2 separate regions of the Homo sapiens genome follow, and region 2 is linked to region 1. The links are chromatin contacts, found by Hi-C in ENCODE. All regions are on one chromosome and are shown on one strand. Each heading gives the region's core, a stretch centred on a gene start or an enhancer-like site at or near the end of the contact. The rest is flanking DNA. Distances are from core to core; before and after follow the strand shown.

Evidence for each region. A loop is a pair of places that touch in the nucleus more often than their neighbours do. Pooled maps may share reads with other maps.
Region 2: a loop to region 1 is called in a map with no recorded cell type, with 10 times the contacts of the local background. The contact joins the promoter of SLC9D1 here to the promoter of MYO16-AS1 in region 1. A Hi-C loop is called at or near these places in 3 of 37 single-sample maps with no recorded cell type and 3 of 50 pooled maps.

Annotation. Positions count from the first base shown.
Region 1 is chr13:109,165,841-109,169,161 of GRCh38, reverse strand. MYO16-AS1 (MYO16 antisense RNA 1) reads left to right here and starts at 1,859. Exons shown (of 3, transcript NR_047700.1): 1 at 1,859-2,143; 2 at 2,452-2,526. All of the region lies in intron 33 of MYO16 (myosin XVI), which reads right to left.
Region 2 is chr13:113,489,210-113,492,530 of GRCh38, reverse strand. It overlaps SLC9D1 (solute carrier family 9 member D1), which reads right to left and starts at 1,510. Exons shown (of 13, transcript NM_017905.6): 1 at 1,258-1,510. DCUN1D2 (defective in cullin neddylation 1 domain containing 2) reads left to right here and starts at 1,820. Exons shown (of 7, transcript NM_001014283.2): 1 at 1,820-1,864. The coding sequence starts at 1,862. RefSeq lists a silencer at 1,200-2,119 and an enhancer at 2,350-2,649.

The DNA.
Region 1 (3,321 bases), core at 610-3,109:
TTATCTTAGGTGAAATAACTAAGACACAGAAAGAAAAATGCTACATGTTCTCACTTATAAGTGGGAGCTAAATAACGTGTACACTTGGGCACAGAGTGTGGAATAATAGACACTGGAGACTCAGAAGGGTGGCAAGGTGGGAGGATGGGATGGAATGAAGCATATGAAACGACTTAATCAGGACAATATATACTATTCAGTTGATGTGGACACTAAAAGCCCAGCCATGGCCACGATGCCATACAGCCACATATTGACCATACCGACACTGTACCCGAGCCCCTTCCACTCATACACAAAAGACATTAGACATGTCCTAAAAGTTCTGTTGTCATATTTGCATTGTCATTAGTTAAAATATTTTGCTTTTTAATTTATTTTGTGATTTCTTCTTGAATACATTGATTACTTAGAGATTTTATTTTATCTTATTTTTTTAGACAAAGTCTGGCTCTGTCACCCAGGCTGGAGTGCAGTGGCGCGATCAGGGCTCACTGCAAACTCCGCCTCCTGGGTTCAAGCAATTCTCCTACCTCAGCTTTCCGAGTCGCCGGGATTAAAGGCATATACCACCAAGCCCAGCTGATTTTTGTATTTTTAGTAGAGATGGGGGTTTCACCATGTTGGCCAGGCTGGTCTCGAACTCCTGACCTCAGGTGATCTGCCTGCCTCGGCCTCCCAAAGTGCTGGGATTGCAGGCGTGAGCCACCGCGCCTGGCCTAGAGATGTAATTTTTGACGTTCAAATATATGAGCACTGTTTTTGCTGCTTTTTAATATTTGCACATTGTATCTTTTTCTTTTCTATCCCTTTACATTTACTCTTTCAGAATCCTTATGTTTTACTGTTTTCAGAAAACTTAGTTTTTAAAATATTCTGCTAATCATTTTTCATATAAGTTTACATTAAATAAGCCTTTTAAAGTTTATTATAATTAAATAAAGTTTATTTTCACATGTGTTTTCATATCTACTGTCTCAGAACTTTCTCCTTGCCCTATTTTTCCTATTTTATCCCCTTTTTGCATCTTTTGAGTTGACTTTTTATGATTTTATTTTTCTCTCTTTACTAGTTTGGATATTATCTACCCCACTAATATTCTTTCAGGGGTTACCTTTGAGGTTACAACTGGCAAGGTAGGTTTATCAGTGTATAATATTAAATATTATTTTACCCCTCCAAATTTTACTGCCTTTTTAGTTATTCTTTATTCTTTCCTTTATCTCTAAGCATTCTGAGTCTGTCAGTGTTTAATTCCTTTCATTTTTATTTTTTTTCCTAAAAATATCCTTAACTCCCTTTCATTATTACAGGAATTTTTGGGGGGCAGTTATTTTATTTGAGCATGTTAACTATGTTATTTCATTGTCTTTGGACTTCAGTTGCTACTTTTCGAAGATAGTACATATTTTTACCTCTAACTGCTTTTAAAATTAATTCTCGGTCTTTATTTTATAGGTGTTTTACTATGATACACCTAGGAAAGTTTTATGTATCCTACTTAGGCTTTGCAAAGGTTTCTGTTTCATTTTTACAAACGTTGGATTGATTATGGTGTAATTTAGAGACAGTGAGATTCACCTTTTTTAGACATACACATCTGTGCATCTGCAGACATGAGCACTCCAGGTTGTCTATAACACCACATGTCCTTCTGAACTTCATCTCCTGCCATTACGCCCAGCCTCCAGCAACCACTCAGCTGTTTTCTGTCTCCAGCTTTGCTTTTCCCCAAATGTTACATAAGCAGGATCACACTTAGTCTTTTGATTTTTTTTTTTTAACCTCAACACAATGCTTTAGCCATCCCTTTTTTTTATGATGCTCATTATAGTTGATCACTCTTATTTATTGCAGGCTTCATCCATGTGCTAGTTCAGCCTGTGAGATGCTGGTGAGCCCACCTCCAGGCACTCACGGACTCCCCACCCATTGAGTGTGGCCTGGATTTAGTGACTCAATCAAACGTGACAGAGTGCTGGGGTGTCATTTTCAAGACTGGGTTATGTGAAGACTGCAGCCTCCATCTGGGGTGCTCTCTCTTGGATTGCTTGCTCAGGGATGTGGGGAGAGCTGCTGTGCTGGGAGGCTGCCCATGTGAGTTGACTTGGATGTGAACCTTCTGTGGCCTGCCAATAGCCACGTGAGTGACCTTGAAAATGGATCAGCCTTCACTCAAGTCTCAAGATGACTGTGGTCTTGGCTGACAGCTTGATTGCTGTCTCATGGGGGACCTTAAACCAAAGGCACCCTGCTAAGCCACACACAGCTTCCTGGCCCACAGAAACTATGAAATAATAACCATTTCTTATATAAGCCTCCAAGTTTTGGGAGTAATATTTTGCACAGTGATGGATCACTAATACAAGCCAGTCATCAGTTGAAAGACACTGAATTTATTTCCAGTTTTATGTGATTATGAATAATGTCACCATATGCATTTGCATACAGGTGTTTGTGTGGACACTGCTGTCATTTCTCTTGGGAAGATACTGAGGAGTCAGATTGCTGGATCCCGTGAAGAATGTATGTTGAATGTTATAAAAATCTGCCAACTTAAATCTGTTTCCTGGTGCTCTTTCGTCAGCATTGGGAGATGCTCTAACATTTCTCACCAAGTCTTTCTTCTGCTCATGCGCTCCCTCTTCTTTCCCTAAGACTTCAATCATCCTCCTCATTGCCCTTTATATCTCTAAACCATTGTCTGGAGTTTCCATTCTTCCCTTTTGCTTCAATCTGTTTCATTCTGGGGATTTTCTGAGTTATCTTCCACTTCTCCAGTTATTTTTTATTTGTTTTGTTTTTAAACAACTATATCTAATTAAATTTAACTTTATCCTCTGTTGTACTCAATTTTATTACTGCATTTTCCAATTTCAGAATTTCCATTTGACGATTTCCTTATAGTTTCCTATTTCTGCTGAAATTCTCGTTGTTTTATTTCGTGGGGGGCTGAGTAAACATACTTATTTTAAGGCATGTGTCTTTGAATTCCAACCTTTTGAATCCCTGTGGACATATTGCAATTGGCTGCCGTCTCTGCTTTTAATTTTTTATCTTATTTTGTGTGCTCCTATGCCTGGTTATTTCTAACTGTGTTGGACTTTGCATTTGAAAAATGGTTTCTATGAATGTTTTGAAGCCTAGGATGCTATTACTGCCCTTTGGGGAAAATGTACACGTGTTTCTCCCAGGTACCTGTAGGCCTGGTTACATCTGGGCAACTCAACATGGTTCTTGGTTCTGGTTCACTCTGACTCTTGGGAAGAACACTTGAAGGCCCCACCCCAAGGCCTTGGTGGGGCCACGACTCAGTTTCTT
Region 2 (3,321 bases), core at 261-2,760, 4.3 Mb before region 1:
GACACACAGGTGTAGATTCACACTCACTAGTGCATGTATAGTTGGTGCAATCTCAACAGGTCAGGGGATTTGATCAAAGAAAATTCCCCACATATACTATGGTTTTGCAAGGTGCTACCATTGGAGAAAACAGGGCAAAGGCACTCTGTAGGATTTCTCTGTATTACTCCTTACAACTTCATGTGATCTACAACCATCTCAAAATAAAAAGGTTTTCAAATTCTACCTAAGACCAGGTGCGGTGGTTAATGCCACTGCTGTATTACGACACAATTATCTGTATTCCCAGCGCTCTGGGAGGCTGAGGTGGGCGAACTGCTTGAGGTCAGGAGTTGGAGATCATCCTGGGCAACACAGCAAGACCCTGTCTCTATTAAAAATGAAATAATTAGCCGGGCGTGATGCTCCCTGTGGCCCCAGCTCCTGGGGAGGCTGAGGCGGGAGAATCGCTTGAGCCTTGACCAGCCACTGCACTCCAGCCTGGGCGACAGCAAAACTCTGTCTCAACAACCACAAAAAAGCTTTAGAATATTTAAGTCAAGCCTGTAGGAGAAAAAAACTACAAATATTTCACAAGTAATCCAATCATTAAGACACTCCTTTTGAAAAAGCCGGTAAATAAGATAAATTTGGAAGACAGAATAATCAGAAAAACAGGCAGTGAATAGGGACCCGATACGCAGCGGTCTTGCTTCCCCCGCGCAGGCGTCCACACCCTGGGTCATGGACACCGTGAGGAGCCGTTAGGAGTCACAGGAGGGGGGCCAGGGACAGGGCTGCATCTCTGCGGCCGGCCCTGGAGGCCCCGAGTCCACCCGGGCGGCCAGGGTGGGAACGCAGGTTCCATTCCAGGTTAGAACGTGGGCCTCAGCGAAGAGCGCCTAGGCAAGGCCTGGAGGAGCGGGACCCCAGGCCACACAGACCACCCGACCCCGGGAGACAATACCTGCAAGAAAAGGGGAGCCCCGAGGAGAGAGAGAGGGGAGGTGAGCCCCAGGGAGGGAGAGAGAGGAGGGGAGCCCCAGGGAGGGAGGGAAGGAAGGAAGGGGACCCCTGGGAAGGGAAGAAGGGAATGGGAGCCCCGGGGAGGGAGAGAGGGGAGCCCCAGGGAGGGAGGGAAGGAAGGAAGGGGACCCTTGGGAAGGGAAGAAGGGAAGGTGAGCCCCGGGGAGGGAGAGAGGGGAGGGGAGCCCCAGGGAGGGAGGGAAGGAAGGGGACCCCGGGAAAGAGCCCCGGATGGACGGGCCTGGTGCTCACCGGGACGCAGGGATCCGCGCCCGCCCGTCCGGCCCGAGCATCACCGTTCCGCGGCCTGGGCCGGGCTCTGAGGCGCCAGGACCCGAGGGGCGGAGGGGGACGCTGTCTCCCGCCTCGGAGCGCAGCGCCGGAGGGCTTCCTTGCATCCCTTCCCAGGCGGGACCAGGGAGGCCGGGAGGCCGGGAGTCCGGGAGGGAGCGGCCGCCGCCCTGCCCAGCACCGCCCCCGCTCAGCCAAGCCGACCCGGACTCCCGCCCAGCCGCAGTCACTGCCCCCTTTAAGAGGCGGGGCGTGGGCGGGTCCCGTCGGCCGCGGGCGGCGAGCACTTCCTGGCCGGCGTGGGGCCTGGCAGCCGCAGGCTGGCGTTGGACCCCGCAGGGGCGAGCCAAGGCCCTCGCAGAGGGCTGGACGCGCAGGGGCTGTGGGGCGCGAGCTCCCGTGGGCCCCCGGGCGGCGCTGAGCATGCCGGGAGTGGGAGTCCCCGCGGCCGGCTCCCGGCACTGCCCCGGAGCCGAGGGCCGCGGCCGTCCGAGGACGAGGGCGGAGCCGCCGCCGCGCCTGCGCAGAAGGCCGGGGCCGGCCAGAAGCGGGCGGCGCGGGGGAGATGGTAGGTGGCCCGGCGTCGCCTCTGCCCGTCGGGGTCGGGGTCGGGGTCGGGCCCCAAGGTCGGCGCAGGCGGCGCGCTGGATGTGGGAGGCCGAGCCCAGCGAGCTGCGCGGGGCGTTCCGCGTGGATCCGAGGGAGGAACGCGCCGCGGGCCCGCGAGCCGGAGCGGTGGCGTCGGAGGCGCGGGACCGCGGGGAGCGCGGGTTTGACCCGGAGCCGCGAGGGACGACCGGGAGTGAGCGGAGGGCGGGGGCCGGGAGGAACTGTAGGGGCCTTGGGGCAGGGGCCGGGGCCGAGCGGGAACCCAGGCCGGGGGCTTCCCAGGGCGGCTTCGAAACGGGCAGTCGAGGCGGGCGAGGGCTCGGCTGCTCCTGCGGGCGTCTGTGCAGATGCTGAGGCTGTTGACCAAAACAGCGCAAGGAAGGAATCCGCGAGAAGCTCAGATTCGCGGGGGAGGCCCTGCTGCCGGGAGGGGAGGGAGAGGCACAGCGGGGCCCTAGCGCGGGCTCTAGCCGGGAGCTGTAGCGTGGCTGTAGGTGTGCATCTGTGGAGCTGGTAGAGTTCCGCAGCGCAGGAGGGAGGCTGCTGGAGGTGCACATCAGTTACTTTGAAATGTGGTGGAAATGGTGATGGATGGGATTTATTCAGTCCACATCGGTTCAGAGGCCAGCAAGGTGCTGCTGGGTGTGACTGGTGCTGGGCCAGGCATGATCTTGGCGTTGAGGGAGTTGATGCCCCAGCAGGGGAGACAGGCACCAGATGCACAATTGTTTGACCACAGTTGGGACAAAGGCTAAGGCACGGGTTCCAGGAACTTGTAGGATGCGGCTGTGGGAGTGGTGTCAGATGCTGAGGGTGTGAGTTGAACTGTGGAGAATTTCTCTGGAAATTAGCCAGAGAAAAAGTGAGGTTCCGGGGCAGCCAGCCGTGTGCGGCTCCAGGCAGAAGAAACAGAATGCACAGACCCTTAGTGGTAGGCGATGATGACGTATAGGAGCTGAAAGATTGTCCTGGCTAAGGCACAGAGAGCCACCGGAGAAGGGACACGGTAACGTGTAGAGGGGAGTGGAGGGTGAGGACAAGCTTCAGGATGGGAGAAGAGCCACAAAGGAGACTGAGAGGGGGCTGGTAGGAGAAACCAGGACACTAGAATGTGTCGAAACCAAGAGGATGGAGTTTAAAGGAGGAGGGAGCCATCAGCAGTGCTGAACAAAAGAGCAGCTGAAAAGATCCCACTGACCGCAGCAGCCGAGCTTTTGTGACCTTTAGGGGTCACTGCGGAGGCCGGGCTGGAGCCAGGTAGCCTGAGTTAGGATGCACACCTGGGCAGGTAGAGATAGCTTGCTCCAGCTTTTAGGAGGACAGGGGCAGAGTGGACAGGAACTTAGTTTGGGGAAAACTTGAACATGTTCAGGATGCTGGAGAGGAGCGTTCCACTGCTGCCGAGGTTGGAGATCC